Linked DNA regions of Mus musculus: region 1 is linked to region 2. The links are chromatin loops, found by intact Hi-C in ENCODE. Cell type or tissue: heart. All regions are shown on one strand. Links, peaks and the distances in the headings refer to the core of each region. The heading gives the core; the rest is flanking DNA. Region 1 holds the start of Orai3 (ORAI calcium release-activated calcium modulator 3). Region 2 holds the start of Ctf1 (cardiotrophin 1).

What was found. Hi-C counts contacts between places; a loop is a spot of excess contacts. Peaks named below come from ENCODE experiments on the same cell type or tissue, not always from the same donor. Only the 100,000 strongest peaks of a DNase experiment are listed, where the experiment ranks them.
Region 1: it touches region 2 in a loop (2.7-fold over the local background); 7 of 42 quality-filtered maps call a loop at or near these places.

What each region holds. Positions count from the first base shown.
Region 1 is chr7:127,765,359-127,775,476 of GRCm38, reverse strand. Fbxl19 (F-box and leucine-rich repeat protein 19) reads right to left here. Exons shown (of 11, transcript NM_172748.2): 10 at 7,814-8,032; 11 at 6,549-7,725. The coding sequence ends at 7,547. Orai3 (ORAI calcium release-activated calcium modulator 3) reads right to left here and starts at 5,662. Exons shown (of 2, transcript NM_198424.3): 1 at 5,261-5,662; 2 at 327-1,920. The coding sequence starts at 5,488. The coding sequence ends at 1,276. In heart, for the core only: a CTCF peak has its summit at 6,979; DNase peaks (open chromatin) are centred at 5,666, 6,476, 7,256, 7,606 and 1 weaker place; H3K4me3 peaks cover 2,557 bases; H3K27ac peaks cover 3,390 bases; H3K27me3 peaks cover 353 bases.
Region 2 is chr7:127,708,179-127,718,382 of GRCm38, reverse strand. It overlaps Ctf1 (cardiotrophin 1), which reads right to left and starts at 5,680. Exons shown (of 3, transcript NM_007795.2): 1 at 5,604-5,680; 2 at 4,340-4,458; 3 at 195-1,379. The coding sequence starts at 5,628. The coding sequence ends at 912. Bcl7c (B cell CLL/lymphoma 7C) reads left to right here and starts at 9,617. Exons shown (of 6, transcript NM_009746.2): 1 at 9,617-9,947. The coding sequence starts at 9,856. It overlaps Mir762 (microRNA 762), which reads right to left and starts at 9,896; the gene lies at 9,821-9,896. In heart, for the core only: a CTCF peak has its summit at 1,212; DNase peaks (open chromatin) are centred at 1,272, 5,102, 5,662 and 8,932; H3K4me3 peaks cover 2,290 bases; H3K27ac peaks cover 2,819 bases; H3K27me3 peaks cover 1,371 bases.

The DNA.
Region 1 (10,118 bases), core at 2,119-10,118, 56 kb before region 2:
AGGTACAGGAGCTGAGGTCCCTTTGATTTATCCCAATCGAAGGGTACCAATTTCCTTCCTCTCTCTCCCAGAAATCCCTTGACCATAGTAAAGGTAATTGAGGTCATGGACTAACTCTGTGGCTTAGGGCCAGATTAGCCTCTTGGCCTCAGCTGCCTCTTAAAAATGGGAAATATAAAACTTGTTTATTGAAATGTCTGTGATGAGTAACTGAGAGAACTTAGGAATCGTCCCATAAGATGAAGGGATCATTCAAGAAAGAAGCTTACACAAATCCCAAGTTTAGGAACAAGAGTTCAGAGGCCTTAGTCTGGGAATAACTGTTTACCACATTCAGAAGTTTATCAGATCTTGTCAGCACCTGATGGACTCATACCATCTATCAAGCATATTACCTCCATCTGGCCCTTAGGAACAAAGAACCATACCCAAGGTTTCACCTTCATCCCATTCATAGCCATAGGAACATATGTGAGACACACTTTATTTACAAAACAAGGTGCATCAAAAACTCAGTGTCAGGTGGTGGTGGTGCATGCCTTTAATCCCTGTACATGGGAGGCAGAGGCAGGTACATCTCTGAGCTCAAGGCCAGCCTGGTCTACAGAGAGTGTTCCAGGACAGCCAGAGCAACAGACATAGTGAAACTCTGGCTTGAAAAACAAAACAAAAGAAAAAAAATCAGTGTCTGAAGAAGAGTTCTGCATTCTAAGGGCTGAATCTTCTCCCTTACCAACTCACCAACCCTTGTCAAGTAGCTGCACAATCTCCCACTCGTCAATACTTCCTCCTCTCCCAGTTCTGGCCAGACAGTCAGTGCCTAGGGCAGTGGAACGACCACCACAAGTCACCAAGGGTGAAGTGGCTCATCTGAGGAGCCCTGTAAAATCTCTCCCAGGATGCCAACTGCAAAGCAGATTATACAGATAAGCAAGGGCTGATTGCCTTGAGGACAGTTGTGCAGACATGTCACCTTCCTGGAGGAGCAAACAACTGCTCAGCACCACCAGGGATCTCACTAAGGCAGGCGGGCCTCTTTCCTCTCATTTAACCCAGGATCCTTAGGCTGAAACAGTTCCCCAAGCAGAGCAGAATTTACAAAACCCACCAGAACATGATGACAGGGATCATCCCTGGGAGTGTGGGATGCTGCTGGGCAGGTACTTGGCCTCTACCTCAGAGCTTACAGGAGGTGGCTCCAGCCTAGGGCAAGGAAGGAGGTCTGTCGATCCCTGGGGTTTCTGAGGCAATGCTTGCAACAGTCTAAAGCCAGGCTTACACAGCCTGCAGCTCCCCCTGCAGGCGACTGAGCTCCTCCAGCTCCTGCTTGTGGCGGTCTGTCTTGTGGGCAACCAAGGATCGGTAGAAATGTAGGGCAAAGGCCATAAACACTAGTCCCACAGGTACCATGATTGCCGTGGAGGCCATAGCTGCCTGCCAGCCTGGTCCATGAGCACTATCACACACTTGCCGGGGTGGACAGGCTTTGGAAGGCTGTTGTGATGTGGTAATAGAAGCAGAGGATGGTGTGAGGTTAGAAGCTAAACTAAGGGAGACAGTCACAGGTGGCACCTGGGACATAGGTACAACAGGAGCTGGTTTACCCATGGGTGCCCCAATGGGCACAAACTTGACCCAGCCCACCAGAACAACTTCAGCCAGGAAGAGAAAGGTACCCAAGGCAGTAGAGAAGCCCCAGGCAAGCTCCACGTATCTGTGCAGTCGTTGGTGTGGTGACTGGTGGACAGAGTTGAGATTGTGGATGTTGCTCACGGCTTCAATATGGGGCAGCAGACATGTGGAGACCATCAGTGCAAAGAGGTGCACAGCTACTAACACAGTGGTGCAGGCACTAAATGCCACCAGCAGGCCTGGTGGGTATTCATGATCGTTCTCCAGCTGTACCTCCACCATGGCCACCTGTGGGCACAAGAAGGAAGACACTTGAGTCCCTAGAACATGTTTTGCTCTGCCTGTTTAGAATCATGACTACAACATCCTAAAACTTAGAGCATAGAAGATACTCAGCTTTCCTCATCCCAGCCCCCTTTTTGGTAGTGTCTTGCTCTTATAATTTAGGCTAGCCTGGAGCTTGCTGGGTAGTGCAGGTTGAGCTGAAACTTGTGATCCTGCTGCCTCAGCTTTCCTGCGTGACTTCACCTCAGTCTCAAAGGGGCATTTTTCTGAGCTTTTACCTGGTTATAATATACTGGCTAAAAAGTAGACTCAGCAGCCCTAGCACTCACATCACTCTAGGTTTAATCTCCAACCCATAATAAAAAATAAAAAGCAGACTCAGGCTGGTGTGGCACTGCATGCTTTCTAGCATGTGGGAGCTGAAACAGGAGGATCTCAAGTTTGAGAGTAGCCTAGGCTTCTCCCAGTGGTTGGAACTTCATCTCAACCCAATCAGCGGCATACACCTTTAATCCCAGCTCTTGGGAGGCAGAGGCAGGTGGATTTCTGAGTTCGAAGCCTGGCCTACAGAGTGAGTTCCAGGACAGCCAGGGCTACACAGAGAAACCCTGTCTTGAAAAACCAAGGGGAAAAAAAAAGAACCCGAAACTGCTGGGTGTAGTGACAAGTGCCTTTAATCCCAGAACTAAAGAGTACCAAGCCACAGTTAGGGCTACATAGAGACCCTCTTTAAAAAAAAAAAAAGAAAAGAAAAGAAAAAAGAAAGAAAAGTCACTATAGACCCAAAGCAAGCAAAAATCTTGAGCTGTTTGGGTCTGTTCTCAGTTCTACAATTTGTAGTTTCCTCACAACAGCCTACTAGTCCAGACTTGCCTCAAATTCACTACCCCCCTACTTCAATGTCCTGAGTAGGGTTACAGTCCTATGACCTTGAACAACTGTGTAATCTCTGAGCAAGTGCCTCCCTCAGTTTCCTACCTGAAAAATGGGGACAATAGTCTCAGTGAGAAAGTTAATGCTAAACATTAAATTCTATGACTAGAGCCAGGCACAGACTGTTAGAGTTGATGCTAATGTCTAAGGCACAAAGAGAGAAAACCCAGAAGGTAGTAACTGCCATCTCTTAAACTCCAATAAGCTTCACGTTTCCAGATCAATCTAAAAAGCTTGTCATATCTGGTCACACCGGGGCTGCATTCAATGTGCCAACTATGCAGGATGAATCATGGCTGCTCATGTTTGACAGGTCAGGGAGTCTACCGTGACTCCACCCAGCTAGCCTGAACTTTGCAAACATTTGTGTTGATGGACAAGTTTGGGCTTTAAAGCCAGGCTGCTGAAGTCAAAAATCCTGTCACTAGCTCACTGTGCAGTCTAACATGCCTTTTCTTATATGAACAACTGCCACTATACCAGGTACTGAACATTGAATGTTTGTTGAGATAGGACTTCATGAAGCCCAGGCTAGCCTTGACTCTCTGTATAGCCAAGAACAACCTTGTTTGTTCTTTTTTATTACCTCAAGTGCTGGGATTATAGGTGTGCTATACGCTATACCATGTTTGTTGTTGTTTAAATGGAAATTGAACCTAGGATTTCCTGAATGGTAGGCAAATACTCTACCAACTAGAACTAGGCTAGATTCACAGCCTGTGAATATGATTTGTATGTTTTAACTTCAGGCCACCTGGGTTTAGGAAGATATCTCCCATTTCTGTTTGTTGGTTTTTGGAGACAGGGTTTCTCTGTGTAGCCCTGGCTGTCCTGGAACTCACTCTGTAGACCAGGCTGGCCTCGAACTCAGAAACCCGCCTGCCTCTGCCTCCTGAGTGCTGGGATTAGAGGCGTGCGCCACCACGCCCGGCCCATTTCTTACAGATCCCGAGATTACTGTGGTGCAGGGATACAGTGGTACTTACAAAAATAAAACTGAGTATTTTGGGGAATTGGGCCACCGCAGATAGTAGGCAGGTGTGTTCACAAACAGGGATCTGGGCCAGGCTTAATTCTGGTGTCTCCCAGGGTCCAACCCAGGGTTCTTTGTCAGGACTGGGGGCGGTCCTAGAACCTACACATTCAGCCTACTGCTCCTCAGAGAAAGCCCTCTCACACTGACACCACAACGATCTGCTCTGCAACTTCTGCTGCACACTGTACTGTTCCTTTAGAAGCAGGCGGAGCCACGTGGTTCAAACACAAGCTGCTGTGCCCTTCTTTCTGTGGTGCTGATTCCTTTCAGTCAAATGTCCTCAGGAACTATGGGGCTGTTTGGGGGAAATCTGGGCCCCTTACAAGCAACAGAGCAAGAGCAACCTTTAAGATTACAGATTCTTTCGTCCTGATATTGAGGTTGCAGAAAAAAGGGAGGTATTGACCTAAGTTACTTTTATATGCCCTCACCTTAGCTCCCTCCAAGGCCTATTTACACAAGGGTACATTATGAAGGGTGCCCTCCCCCCAAGTGTGAAGAAAACTGAAACTAGCAGAGCTTCACTCCACACCCATACCCTGCGGAGCATCCTTGTCTAAACAGCAGCTTCCATGTAGTCTAGATAGCACACTGTTCTAGAAGAGCCTCCTTTGCTAAGCGGAGCTTGTTCTAACACACCTAGTTCTAGGGGGTCTCCATAAGAATCCCACATCCTCCTGGACAAAAGCTTGGCAGACCACAGAGACAGCACCTTCTATGATGTCACAACTTCCTAAAGATGGCAACTGGAGTGGATGTCGACTTGGGGCCGCACAGCTGGCCCTAAGTAGGGAGGAACCAGGACACATCTGCAGGCCACACTCTGGAATCTTCAGTTCCACTTCCCGGGGCCACTGCTGGGACCGTTAGCTGACATTATCCTCCCACACCTGCAGTTTATCAGACTTATCTGCTAGCTCCCTGATCAGCTTCCTTCCCCAGCAGCTTCCTCATGGTTTCTTAGTTTTCCCGGCAATTCTCTGTGCCTTCTGAGAGGTGGGCCCTTCAGTCAAATGACTCTCACATACACTATCCCCCTTCCCCGATCTGGTTGATATAGGCTCTCATTCAGCTTTGACTGCCTTTCAACTCTCGAGGACTTGGTAACTAAGCCACTTCAGACTTTCCCCCCACCAGTCTGCATCTGCTGACCTCTTTACTCCCTTCTTCCACGGCATTTCTGGGACCGATCTTCAGTCTGTTTATATTCCTAGAGCTGTGCCCGACATAAAGGGTTTTTCCAGTCCCTTGGGACTTAGCTCCTTCTTTTATCCTAAAGAAACCCTTTTATTCAGTCCAGTACTGGGGACCCATTTTCTTGACTTCTCCCACCACGTGCTTTACCCACCCCGTGTACCCCCTCCCACCCCTCACCATGGCGAAGCCCGACAGCAGAGCAGATGTGCGGCTGGAGGCTTTGAGCTTAGCCCGGCTGAGGTAGAGGCGGCGCCAGCTGAGCGCCCGCAGAGAGTGCTGACTGGCCCCCATAAGGTCCAGGTAGCCGCGGTGCACGAACTCCCGGTACGTGGCTGAGCCCGCGGGGCTGTCCACCTCCGGGTTCAGCGGGGCCTGTTCGCCCGTGTCCCCCTCGCCGCCCTTCATCCTGAGAGCAGTTACACCACAAGCGCAGATGGTCAAGGAGGGGCCGAGGCGCCTTGTATCCCCAAGAAGGGACGGCCCAAGCGCGGGTGGGACCCCATCCTGGGTGGCAAGGCAGACCCAGCGGGAACAGTTACGGACGCGTCTAGAAGGCCCAGGGGCCGAAACAGGAACTGGGGCAGGGGCGGAGCCCGGTGACCACATGATTGGGTGGAGCCGTGAGACGAACCCCTGCAGTCTGCCCACGGGCAGAGATCTCAAGGGACCCTCTAACCCAGGCCACGACGTGAATGCTCAGCCTCAGCTTTTGCTGGGACTTTGCTGGCCTCAGACCACCCAGTGTATGTACCTGGACATTCACAGGTGTCCAGACTTCCACACTCCTCTTTGAGCAGTCATCTCAGGAAAATTAAGCCCATTTTCCTCCCAGAGACCAAAGGAGCCCCTTCCACCATCCCTACCCACCACTCAGACTCGACACCGCAGACAGACACAAAAAGTCAGCGGCCCCGGCTAGATTCTGAGTTTTATAGCAAACCTTATTGTACAGACTTGTGGGGTTAGGGGTCCAGCCCGGCTGGGTGCCCCACTTGTCCCTCGCCGGGGTGCCTCCTCCCCTCCCGCAAGCGGCCCCACCGTCAAGCCTTTCTCCAACCCCAGGCCCCCCCTCCTGCCTTTGGTCCGCCCAGCCCCCGCCCCCAACCCGCGCACCTTCCTGTTACCTGAGGTATGTGGATAGATTCCCCTCCCCCCACCCCCATGTAGTACAATCCAGTTCCCCCTGGCCTAAGTTGAGTGGGACCTAGACCTGACTCCTCCCTCAGGCTCTTGAGACCCCACCCCCACACTGGAAGAAGGAAAGGGGTGGGAAGAGGGGAGGTGCCAAGAGTCTGTTACTAAGTTCCCACAGCAACTAAGAGGGACCGTTTCCAGTCTTAGCACTGATTTCCGGAGGTGTCCATTGGCTGCTATTTCCATGGCAACCAGGAGTGGCAGTTCCCTGGGCAAATGGGACACGAGTTTCCATGACGATGAAAGAATGGGAAGAGCCAAACTGGAGGAGTCCCATCTTGCCCATCTTTAAGCTGACATTTCCCCACCCCAACTCAAGTGAAGGGTGGAGCTGTTCAAGACAGTAATGCAAGAGAGCTAGGGGTGGGACAGTCCAAACTGGGTACCCATAGCCCAGTCTCGGTCAAGCTGGTCCCCTCACATCACACTCCCCCAAGTCCGAGATTCCCCCGGTTCAAGTAACACTTCAGTACAGATGAATGTTCAAGTATTGTGTAGAGAGCCAGGCAGGGGTCTGGGCTACCCCTCACCACTCCCCTGGGCCACCGAGCTTAACAGCAGGTAGACCCGCGGCCCCTACTCCTTGCAATAGCTGCCATTTTCAGTGACGTTCAAGGAGTCAAGGTCGGGGAAAACTGAAATCTGGGTAGAGGGAAGGGGAGAGAGGCAACCCTACGCAGAGGGTACTATCCCCACATCTGCTCCTCTCCCAGCCCCCAGTCCTGGCATTACCTGGCTTGTAGCGCCCCCTGTCTTGACACTCGGATCCCCAATTGCTCCTCTGTTTTCCCTTTTTGGCCCCCCATCCCACCCAACTGGTCTTTGTTCCCTGAACCCTTGTTGGTCTGATTTCTGCCCTCCCCACACCCATCCATCGCCTCCCCCAGCCCCCAGTATCCTGTGTACAAGATACCATGTCACCTCATTTTCCCTACTCCAGACTTGCACCTTCACCGCCCCTCCCTCCCACCATCCCTTTGGCTCAGCACCTCCCCAGTACCTCTTGACCCACTCCCCAGAGGGGATGGACAATGAAGCAGGTGAAAGGGAGAGATGGGAAGCAAAGACCCCCAGAGATATCAGTGCAGGTGGGAGAGAGGGAAGGCTGGCTCAAGTCCCTGGGCAGGAATCCCAAGTCATTAAACTGAGGAGTGCCAAGTCATGAAGAAAATAACCTGGCCTCCCAACAGGGGGTGAAATGAAGGCAAGAGGTCCAGGTTCTCTGGCTGAGTCCTGGGGAAGGGAAGGGAAGGGGGCATCGGCACCCAACTAGCTGTCCTTGAGAAGCAGTTTCTCTTCTGGGCAGCGAAAGGGGCCAGGGGGCCCAGCAGCCGCCAACCGGGCACAAGCTTCAGGTGAGAGCTGGCGGCAGGAGCGTAGGTCCAGGCGGCGAAGACGTGGGCATCGACGGAACAGTGGAAGGCAGTGGTCCGTGAGGCGGTGGCACCCTGCGTAAGGGGCAGCAGCAGTTGAGATTAGACAGCTAAGGAGGTAGCACACGGTAGACAGGGACTTCACACGGGGGATCGCACTTACCAGCGAGATTGAGGTGCACCAGTGTTTCTCGAAGAGGGGAAGTAGGAGCCGTGAGGAGGTGGACACTGGGGTCCCCAACGTGGGCGCAGTGACTCAGGTCCAGGGCACTGAGCTGGGGAGCGTGGCGCAACAGGAGCCTCAGGGAGGCATCTGTGAGCTCCAGACCAGCTAGGCGAAGTTCTGCCACCCCCTGCAGTCGGCCTCGACTCTCAGTTTGCCCTAGGCAGATAAAGTAGTATTAGCGCTCCTCCCAGCCTGTCCTCGTGGTCTTCATTATCTGCCCTACACCTGCTCCCAACAAGGGAGTCTCCTCAACTGCTGCTGCTCCACATGACTGGCTCTTCACAGCAACACGTGGCATCTCAGCTGACCTGCTCCTATCCCCTCAGGGAAACCTTCCGGGAGAGCTCTCAAGTCTCAACATTCCTCAGTCCTAAGCCCCCATCTCAGGGATCTGATACACTGTATACATTTTTGCTTTTTGACCCTTTCCTCCCTCCATAGAAACGGCAGTTCCAAGCAAGCAGGAACTTTTGCTCAATGCTCTGTCCCTAGTAGGATGCTCGGTGTCTTTACCCATTATCCAATAAACAGCACCCTCCACCCTCCCGTGACTACAGAGGCTCAACAACAGGCTTGCTTGAACTCCTTTCATTCGTTCTGCACCAGAACCCGGTCTGACTGCAGGCACCCTCCCCACACCCTTGCTATGTAACTCTGCCTGGACTGAATTGCCTGTGTAGACCTACTTGGCCTCAAATTAGCAACAATTCTCCCACCTCTACCTCCTGAGTGCTAATGCCCGATCTACTTTCTGGTATCAAGAAAAGCATTCTCAAACACAAATGAAATAGTATCTCTTCTCTACCTGACCTTTTCTGGTGGTGTGTGCAGGTTAGGCTTTTTGTTTTGTTCTTTTGTCAACTTGACACAAGCTAGTGTGTCTTCATCTGCAAAGAAAATGTCAACTTAAGAATGTTCTCCACTGTCGGGCAGTGGTGACTCACACCTTTAATCCCAGCACTTGGAAGGCAGAGGCAGGCGGATTTCTGAGTTCGAGGCCAGCCTGGTCTACAGAGTGAGTTCCAGGACAGCCAGGGCTATACAGAGAAACCCTGTCTCAAAAAACAAAAAACAACAACAAAAAAAGTTCTCCACCAGATTAACCTGCAGGCTAGTCTGTGAGGGCATATATATATTTTTTATGTTCATATCATGTTCAATTCATGACATGAGATGGCCCAGCTCATTATGGGCAGTGCCACCCTATGGGCAGTGCCACCCTGGGCAGGTAGACCTGAGTAGTATAAACATGCAGGCCGAGCAAGCCACTGAGTGCAAGCCGTGCAAGCCAGTAAGATGTGAACCTCCATGGCCTCTGCTCTGCTCCCCGTCCTGCCCGAGGTCCTGCCCTGACTCCATACTGAACTCTAAGCTGTAAGATGAAGTTAATCCTTTGCTCCCCGAGGGCCTCTGGGGACTTCATGTTTCATCACAGCAATAGAAACCAAGGCCTGGCTAACTCCCTGATACAGCATTCATCTCTCTGAGTCCCACCGTTGTCTCAGCTTCACTGAGGCTACATTCCACAAGTGGCTCTGTCCACAAAACCCTACTGGGATGACCTACACTCAAGAGACTGCTAGCCACTGCAGAGTGAGTCCAGAGGCAGCCTCCTCCCCTATCTCCGGGGGAAAGAGTTCAGAGTCCTCCTACCCCCACACTACTGGCCTAAGTCCCTGAGGTGGACTGCTGGCCCCACCCCAGAATTGCAGCAAGCCCAGAACTGCACAAGGCCCAAGATCTTAGATTTACTTTCCTTCCAAATTCTCTTGTGATAATACTGCTGAGCCTTTAACTCCACTTGAAGAAGCCAAGCCTTGAGGCTCAGTAGTTAACCACATATACCACTCTTCCAGAAGACCTGAGTTCAATTCCCAGGACCCAGTATGCATTCTGACACCCCTGGCCTATGTAAGCACCTGCACTCATGTGAACATACCCCCTACACAAACATATACATATAATTTAAAATTTAAAAAAAAATGTAAGAAGGAAGCCACATTTCTATTTAATCACTTCTGCTTACAGATGAGAACACCTGTCCCAGAGCACATGATTACAAAATAGCAGAGCCAGGACCCCAGAGCACCTGATTACAAAATAACAGAGCAAGCTAGGACCCCAGGCCAGGGCTGACTCACACTCTTATCTCATTTTATAACAATACCATAGTCACTTGCCAGGCAGTAACCTGGCTCTAAAAAATACATCACCAGACATCACAGTCCAAGGTAAGTTGCCA
Region 2 (10,204 bases), core at 950-8,949:
CAGCCCAGTGCACGTCACAGCCACCAGGACTCATGTTGCAGCTCTTTCCTGCTAGGGAGACCCACTTTGGGTTCAGAACTGACAGCTGGGATCCCTGGCCTGTGCCTTTGTGGGTATGGGGCGGGAAGGGGAACCTCGTGGACTCTAAAAATCCAATTCTCCTCAAGTCACTCTCCCCACATGGAACAACTATGTTTCATAAAAGTTTAGTTTTATTGTTAAACATTTTATTTACAAAAATTAATTTATTCTCAAATAAAACTCTTTAAAGATGTTTTTCTGCCTTTCTCTCTCCATTGACCAGCCTAGGGCGGTATGAAAGGGAAGGACCTCAAAGGGGGAGGGATTTGCCTACAAAGGAACTGGTGGGAAGGTCCTAAGGTGAATGGCCTTGCCACCAGGGGACAAGTAGGCACTTTTCTGGTCAGTAAAGAACAAAGAAACTGAAGGGAGAAAAATTGTCACCTCCATGAGACAAAGTAAGGGTTACACATACCCATATGGATCACAGGGAGACAGATGGGGAAATTGGGAGTCGGAGGCAAGTGGATCTCTATGAGCTGGAGGCCAGCCTGGCCTACATAGCAAGTTCCAGGCCATCCAGAGCTATATGGTGAGACCCTGTCTCAACAACAAGCAAGCAAGCAAGCAAGCAAGCAAAGAAAGAACCAAGAGACAAGGAAACAAAAAGAGACCTCTCGGAGACAAAAGTGTTCAAGACTGGAGAGAGACAAAACGAGAAACTGTTGGAAAAAAGAAGCTCCCTGCAGAGAGGAGAGCAGAAGAGAGAGACCACACAAATGCAGAAAGATAGGGACAGCCCAAGAACACACAGGACACAGATGGAGAGACAGAAAATTTGAAGCCAAAGAGGCGAGACAGAGCGAGCTTACAAGAAAAAGTATTCACTCTCAGGCGACGCCCCCTGGCACCAGCTGGCCCAGGTCGCCCTCTGTGCGGCTCACCCACTCGCCATAGAGGCCGCACACGTGGAACCCCAGCACCTTGGCTGAGAAGATGCCTGCAGTGCTGTTGGCCGTGAAGAGGGTGGCGACGGTGACGGGCTCTGGCCCGGGCCCGCGGGCTGCAGCGCCCAGCGCGGCCAGCACTGTCTCCACCGCGGCGCCCAGGGCCCGAACCTGGCGGGCTGCGTCCTCCAGGCTCCGCAGCAGGCGCGGGGCGCGCGGGTTCAGCTCCGCCTGGCGGCGGCGGACGGCATCCAACAGCGCGGGCAGCACACTCAGGGCGGCTGCATCCTGCCGCAGCCGCTCGGACACCGGTAGCCCTGCATGGCTCGGAGCCGGGCCACTCAGGCCGGCCAGCGGCAGCCGCGGTGGTGAGAAGCCCGGCAGCCCAAAGGGCTCTCCCTGTTGCTGCACCTGTGGAAACATGGCCACGGGTCAGCCGGGCTCTAGGGACGGTGATAGGGGCTTGTCCACTCTTAATAGCCCTCCTCCCCTCTCCTGGGGCCTTAGTTTCCTCATCTTGCAAATGACAGAGCCTACTGAGATAAAACCAAAAAAATGACATGGGCATTGCATACCCAATGTCTTTGTTTCTCTAACAGCCAATAAGAGCACCAGTTTCAGAAGTGTGCAGGGTCTGAATGAAAGTGTGGGTCCCCAGGAAGCACCCAATAAATATTAGCTATTTTTAAGTTATTATTTACTTGTTTATTTTGAGACAGGGTCTTACTATAGCTTTTGAGGCCTGAAATTTATTACTGAGTCCAGGCTGACCTTAAATTCATAGGCCTGTCTCTGCCTCCCAAGTACTGGTGTGTGTTCTCCCTTTTTTTTAAGTGTATGTATGTTGTGTGGGAGAGTATGGTATCACACTGCACATGTGAAGGCCAAAGGACCATGGAGTCAGTTTTCGTCCACCTTCATGTGGTTTCTGGGGACCAAACTCTGGTTACCAAATTGCCTAGCAAGCCCTTTTACCAGCTAAACTGTATCTTCAACCCAGACTTGGGTTTGACTCCTTTCTGCCACTTTACTAGCTGTGACGTCTTGCAAGACCATTCCCCTCCTTTGGCTTCAGCCTTCTGATCTTTGAAAGTGAGCAATGTCCCCTGTTCTGTCTTGCTATCAGACGCCTCTTGAGGACCACAGAAGCCGCGCAGGGACCAGGTCAGACTCCTTTCCCCTAGTTGACACCTCCTTCCTTCCCTTAGTTGATAGCCATCTTTTGCAGGCACAAGTGAAAAACAAAGGTGATTTCTAATTTGTCAAATGCTGTGAAAATACTATTTATCGTTGGCAAATTCCTTGGTGCAGGCTTTGTGCTTGCCACTTTGGATATTGTATCTTCCTAAAAGTGAGAATGACAGTGATGGCTTTGTAAACGAGGAACTAGGGGCCACTGAGATGGCTGCCAGTCTCAGTTTGATCTGTGGATCCATATGGTAGGATAGAGAAGCAAATCCCTTATGTTGTCTCCTGACTTCCACGGACACAGCATGGCACTTGTGTAAAACCACAGACAGGCACACAAAATAAAGGAATACAATTTTTTTAAGAGAGAGAGAGAGAGAGAGAGAGAGAGAGAGCGAGCAAGCTGAATACAAAGAATGATTGACAGCAGGCTACTCACCCAAAGCAGCAGAGCAAGTTGGTAAGTCTACAAAGCTTGCTGTACCATCCTACTGCCCCTGTTACCATGGTTACATTTTAATGTTACCATTACCACCAAAGTCACAGTTTAGCAACCCTACAGTCTGTCTGAACCAAAACACCAGCCTTCCCCTGCTACACTATGTTTAATCTGGAGGCCAGGTCCTGACGGTTGGCAGGTCCCTTTCCTCTGTAAAAGGACCCCCCTCATGGGAAGAAATGTTGCCCCTGACTGACACCTCTTCTTGGCTTCTCTAAACGTCCCCCAAGTGGGAGTGTTCATAGCTCATATTGTCCTGCTGTTTCATTTCACAGCCCAAAGAGTTGAAACATCCAATCACACACACTGAGTCCAAATCTAGGTTTCCTGACTTTCAGAGTTCCCTTTGTCTCCTCAGAACGGCTCCAAGGATGGAGCCTCCAAGCTGAGGCACAGTATCATTTGACCACTGATGGGTCCTGTTGCAGGATATTTGATTTATGGTTCAAAGAAAACCTAACTGTTAGCAAAATACACAAGCTAAGAAAGATGATGAGTTTGTCAGATGCAGTTAGGTGTGATCTGCAGAGATGCACTTTGTGTGTGCCTGTCAAAGCCTAGTCCTAGTTAGATAAGAATGCTAAAGAATGGAAAATTCCTGCCGATTTTAAGGCAAATTTGCTCTGTGACCCAAGGCAGTCACCTGGCTGGCCTTGAGCTGCGCCACCATTAAGGTGAAATGGTTGTTTGGGCCCCCCACTGACTTGGCTTGGAGCCCACCCCCACTATGGTGACACAACTCAGCCTGCTATGGATACAGGAGAGGAACTAGAGACTTCTTTATAGCAATTGGGCCTTTGAGAGGGAGTCACCTTTTGAAGGCGCTCTCTCCTTTGGCTTGGGTAGGAAGCTCTCTGGGCTTTTACAGGAGCAGCTGGCAGGACACGGGTGAAACAGGATTCCAGGGAAGAGCTAGGGAGCCCTCCTGAGTTTGGAGGAGCTCAAAAGGAAGGTAAACTAGTTTGGTAGAAGGACAGCTAGAAAGAGATTTCTAAAGAGCTAGCAGTGTAGGCCAGGCAGTGGTGGTGCACGCCTTTAATCCCAGCACTTGGGAACAGAGGCAGGCAGATTTCTGAGTTCAAGGCCAGGCTGGTCTACAGAGTGAGTTCCAGGACAGCCAGGGCTACACAGAGAAACCCTGTCTTGAAAAAAAGAAAAGAGAGAGACAGAGAGAGAGAAAGCTAGCAGTTTAGTTGAAAAATCAAGCTTGTAAATAGATATTTTGTAAGTAGTTAAGAAAATAAAATTCCCTAAGTTCAAGGGCTTATACACAGCTCCCACCTCATGTCTCTTTTATGGGTACAGATATTAGTTACATTTAAAAGAATAAATATTACAGGGTCCTTTACTGTGTGGCCAGAAGAAAGTTAACATTCCCCTCAGAAACTTTTGATTTCCACTGCTGGGGCTGAGATGGAAGAAATGGGTGGCTGAAGACATCTGTGAGCAATCACCCTCATTCCATGCCCCAACCCTACACCTCCTCACATATTCCTCCACCAACCTACAACTCCTCACATATTCCTCCACCATCCTTAGACCTCCTCACGTATTCCTCCACCAACCCTACAGCTCCTCACGTATTCTTCCACCAACACTACATCTCCTTATATATTCCTCCACCATCCCTGCATCTCCTCACGTACTCCTCACGTATTCCTCCACCATCCCTACACCTACTCACGTATTCCTCCAGAAGTTGTTCTGCATATTTGGTCAGGAGGCGGGCAAGGTTGTGTGTCTGGCGGATCTTGGCCTCCAAATGGGGTAGGAATGAGATTGAGGAGTCAGTCTGGTGGTCTTCTGGTGGGAAAGAGAAGGAAGTGAGAGGTTATAAAGGCAACCAAACCCCACTCCTTAACCATCTTTCCCAAGCTGGCTCTCCCTGAACCCAGAGTCTCTGCTCTGGATGCTAATATTCAACCTACGAAGAATCTGCCCCATCCCAGGCACCAGATCTCCACCAAGCAGTTTCTCTACATAGATGTCTCTCCTGTCCTCAGGTCACTATTGAAATACTACTAGGACCAAATTCAAATACCTCCTTCTTAGTGCTGCCTCCAAGTTCTCCCTATTCTCAAATCAATTTCTTCCTTCCACTTTAGGGAATTTGTTCATACTTCCAAAGTAGCTTCTTTTATCCGTGTGAATCTGTCTGATCCTGAGACTCCTCACTCTACATCACCGATACTATCCAGAAACTCTTTAAGGTCAAAGTTCACATATCTTTGGATTTCTCCAACTCTTGTTTGAATTCAGTCAGCATCTCTGAAGCACTGAACGCGCCTTTCCGGCCCCTTGTACAGATAGAGAAACCGAAGACCTATTCCCTTCATGTTGCTCCTATGTGACCTGCTAGGCTCAGCAGCATCAATGAATCAACGACAGGATGGCCTTCCCTGTTTAGAGGGTGGTGCCACGGGAAGCCGACTACATTTCCCAATATGTATGTTGCCGGGACCCCAATGCATGCTGGGGAATGTAGTCCTGACCCGACAATCCCCTCCGTCGGAGTTTCCCACCGCCAGCCGAGATCTCCGAAGCCTGTATTTTGAGCTCTCGTCACTTGTAGCTTCTTCGAAGATCAAAGACTTCCTTAACTCGGCCTCTCCCTCCAGTCTTTCAGCTTTGACTCTTTCCTAATTCTCAAGAAGCACTATTATCCTGTTCCAACCCGACCCCAGCCCCTTTTCAGGGTGTACTCACCCATATATATTCGGTGATCTAACCCCTGAACCCAAGGCCCTGAAGCCTCAATTCCTTGCGCCTGCTCTTTCTCCCAACTCACCCGCTGGTTACCTGACACCGGCGTCTCCTCTCCCCCGCCCAGGCCGTTCCCCTCCCAGACTTGGGGGTGGGGTGGTGCTGACAGACATCCAAACCCCAGCTTTCGATCCCCCCGACTCCTATTCACCAAGGACACAGGATCAAGTCATTCAACCCCTTACCCAGACTTCCCTCCCTCTGGCTCATGCTGGCCCCAGGCTTATCCAGGTTCCCTCAACACACCCCTCCGGGGGAGGAGGAGGGGAGGGGGAAAAAGGGGGAAAGGGCTAGGGGCGTGGCTCGGGCTCGGCCAATCATAGTTCAGACCCCAAATATTTCCTTCCCACCATTACTTTCAGTCAAAATTCCTTGGCCCAGAGCTCAGTAACCGGCTTGTGAGCTTAGACTGGGAAGGGGCCAGAATTGGGAGGCAGGTGTTGGCACAGTGAATGGGAACTTGGGCCTTTAAGGCAGTTCTGTGTCCTGTTGGGAGGAGACTCAGGCTCAGACCTGAGGTAGAGCCTGTTTATTGGCTGCTTTGGAGGGAAAAGCTGGGAAACCTGAGAGGAAAGGTGCAAGGCTGGCAGGAGAAGAATGCAGGCAGGACTTCCTTTTTGGGGAAGACAAAGAGAGGCCAGGGAAGCCTTGTTTAGATTAGGGTCCACCTAAGGCACGCACCCCCTGGTCTAGTTATCTTAAATGCCTTCTAATTTCTCTGTCACACTGATCAGAAGTGAGACTGTTCCTCACCTTACCGTTAGAGACCCTCGCACGCACACATCTGTGTGTGTACTAAGGCATTCAGACCCAGCCTTCTACACAGGCAAGCACGAGCTTCAGGGAGGTCACACCCGAACAGCAACTCATTAACGTTGGGGTAGACACGGAAAGGACTGGACACACTTGCCTCTATAATTGGTTCCCAAGCACCTACTCTTGTCTTTGGCTCTGGCACAGAGAGGACCCAGATGATGAGGCGTCAGATGAAGGAGTATAGGCATATATTTTTTTTCTTTTTGCAACCTACTTTTAATAAACGTTTAACCTCTCCTCTTGCCCACCACCCATGAGAGGCAGTGGAAGAGAAAAGTTGTTAGAATATGGGGGAGGTGGACCTTCTCAGCAATAGTTCTTTGGGGGGCAAGCTTGGTCTCCTTTGTCAGCAGTTCAGTCCCATAGCAAACACCAAACACTCAGCAGCTACAGTCCAGTCCTCTAGGCAGGCAGACGCCATGCACAAACCAGCAGCTGTAGTTTAATCCTGAAGAAACTGCAAGGCTCACCAACTGGCCCAAGGCCACTGAAGCAGCAGCTGCCACAGGAACCTCAGGAGCAGCTCTTGGCTGGGTTTCTCTCAATGGTGGTGTAACCACAAGTTGAGCTCAACAACAGTATGTAAGGTGAACCAATACACTCGTGTTCTTAGGGAAGTACAGCAAGGCGGAGCAAACCACACCAATGCTCAGTGTCCCACTGACCCTGGGGTCACATTTCTACTCCTTCATCATGGGACCTTTCACCTGTGTCTGCTTCAGGACAACATTCTTTCATGTGTCTGCTTAACAAGACATCCTTTCACCTGTGTGCCCCAGCAAACTATCATTTGATATAACTGACTTTCCAAACCAGAAGTTTCCACTTGAGTGGAGCTTGTGAGAAAGGAAACTGGAAAAGCCTGCGTGAGAGGGTTAACACAAGCAGACTGTCAGAACAAAGTTCACTGGCAGAGCACACCATAGGTGAATGGTGAGGCCACAATGTCAGCAGTGGCCACACACACACACTAACCAGCAGTATGTATTGGGTATTCATGTGTGCCAAGCACTATCCTGAATGCTTGTATATACACATTAACTCATTCCATAATAGAGGAGGCAATGAGACAAATGACTTGCCCACGGTCACGCAGGTGTGACAAGCAGAGATTTTACTTCTTACCGTTTGGAAACGCTGCCAGTCATGGTGGACATGGTCACACCAAAACGTCACAGACACCCCTCACACACATAGCACAGCAGACTCGTCCTATCTAGTGACAGCGCAGCTTCAAATAAAAATCATGCGAGACACTCTCATCTTCTTCCCTTTCATTTGAGTGTGTGTCGGGGCCATGTGTGCGTCTGAGTGGGTGCTGGAGGAGACAAGAAGGCATGGACTCCCCTGGAGGGGATTTACAGGCAGTGCGACATGGGTGCTGGGAACCAAACTACTATTCTCTGGGAAAGCAGTAAGAGCTTTTAACCAGGAAGCCACGTCGTCGTCTCCAGCCCCCGCTTTCTTTCTTTCTTCTTGAGATTGGGTCTTACTATGTATCTCATTATTGGACCAGGCTGACCTCAAACATGTAGAGATCTGTCTGCCTCTGCCTCCTGGGTGCTGGGATTAAAGTGTGAGCCACCACATCTGGCCTTTTTTCTTTTAAAGGAAAAACCAAAACGTCTCTCATTTATTTTGCCTGTGTATGATGTGTAAGAGGTGTGGAGGTCTGAGAGCTGTCAGGAGTGGGTTCCCTCTTCTATCACATGGGCTCCCAATTTTTGAGCTTGGGTCATCAGGCTTTGTGGCAAATGCCTTATTCACTGAGACATCTTGACAGCATCCATTTTAAGTAAACCTTTAGCTGAACTATAATAGACACAAGAAATATTACACAAGTATTAAATGTACATCTTGACAGACTTAAGACCAGTGTGACAAGCGGGTCCCAGAAACCCCTTCTTTTGCTTGGTAGTCCCAATAGTGATCACTGTCCAGACCCCCCCCCCAAAATGTATTTGTTTTCTGTTATATATAGAATTATATGTAGGTATGTATGTATATAATTCTAATTATTCTAATTATTATTCTAATGCATGCTGTCACATCTGACTTCTTTCATCCAAGATCTCTCTTCACTGTTGCACATAGCTGGACTCTGGTGATTCTGGCTGTTCTGTCCGTGTCCATGGTAGAAATAGGTTGTAATTGCTTTTCCATTCCATTCTTTTTTTTTTTTTATAAAGATTTATTGTTATAGCTGTCTTCAGACACAACAAAAGAGGCCGTCAGATCTCATTATGGGTGATTGTGAGCCACCATGTGGTTGCTGGGATTTGAACTCAGGACCTTTGGAAGAGCAGTCAGTGCTCTTACCCACTAAGCCATCTCGCCAGCCCCTTCCATTCCATTCTTTGTGTTGTTTCCAGGTTGTTGCTACTGTGAAAAGAGTCCCAAACTTTCCAGTATTCATATCTTGGTGTTCATACAGACACCACATTTTGTCCTAGTGAGGTTTCTAGTGATGTAATAAACACCATGACCAAAAGCACCTCGTGGAGGGAAGAATGTAGTTCAGCTTGCAGTGATAGTCCGTTATGAAGTCAGGGAAGGAACTTAAAGCAGGAACCTGGAGGCAGGGACTGAAACAGAGACCTTGGAGGAATACTGCTTGCTGACTTACTCCCCAAAGCTTGTCCAGCCTGCTTTCTTAGAGTGTTCAGAGGTGGCACTGCCCTCAGTGGTGTGGGCTCTGCCACATCAACTACCATCAAGAAAATGGCCCCACAGACTTACCCATAGGGCATCTTGATTGAGGCCCTTTCTCCACCAAGGTTCCCTCATCCCAGCTGACCTAGTTTATGTCAGGCTGACAAAAAACTAGGCAAGCACACATTTCTTCTGTTGAGTGTTGATAGCTTGGGAGTGGAAAGTGTTGGAAAACGGGGTTGGTATAAGTTTTTCACTGGAAGACTATCAGTTTTCCAAAGTATCTCTACCAATTACACAACCTGATTCAAGGAATGCCAAGTTGCTCTGCTACCCCATCTACATGGTCTTTCTCATTCCCGCCATTCTGGCTGAGGAGGCCCGCTCTCCACTCGCAGCGTCTGGCGCGTACTTGGCACTGTTCATGGGACTGTTCAATGAATGAATGAACAAATTAAGTTGGGCAGCGTAGAATCAAACAGCCTGGAGAGGGCAGACGCGCGCACAGAGCATTTCAGGGACGCCCACCCGCCGCGGACGCACACCAGGACAGTCCCTCTCGCGCACCCCTGAGCCCACGTGGCCGGAACGCACCGCCTCGCTCGGGCCGCGCGCGTCCAGCCGCACAGCTGCCCCCCAGCTCTCCCTCTCCGTGGCTGGCAGAGGGCGCTGTGCGTCCGTGCGCCCCGAGGGGCGGGCCCGGGCCGGGGCGGGGCTGGCCGGGCTTCCAGGCCGGGGCTCTAGCAGCCCGCGCCGCCCGGGCCGCTCCGGGGACGGGCCGGGGCGGGGCGCGGTCTTAGGAAGCCAGGCGGGGACGCGCGGAGGCGTTGGGGAGCGAGGGAGGGCGCGGCCAACTCCCGGAGGGACGGCAGGCCGAAAGAGCGGCGCTGGGGCCTGGCGCTCAGCCTGAGATCGCCGGACCACAGGCCGCCCCGCCACGGGCTCTGTCCCGGCCCCAGCCCCGCCAGCATGGCCGGCCGGACCGTGCGGGCCGAGACCCGGAGCCGGGCCAAAGATGACATCAAGAAGGTGATGGCGACCATCGAGAAGGTCCGGAGATGGTGAGCGCTGCCCCCGGGCCAGGGATACAGCCAAGCCACCTCCTCCAAACGCGTCCGCCCTTTCCTGGCCCGCTGCCCCCGCCCACCAGCTGTGCTCTGAATCGACAGGGCGCCCCCTTTCCCCGGCAATTCCCAGAGGTCTACAAAGCGTGGTCCGGAGTGGTGCTTTCCCTGAGCGGGAGCCCTCATCTATGCCCCGCCCCCTGAAGCTTTTGACACTCTAGCAAGCTTGGCCCCGGGTCTTCATTGCCAGAGTC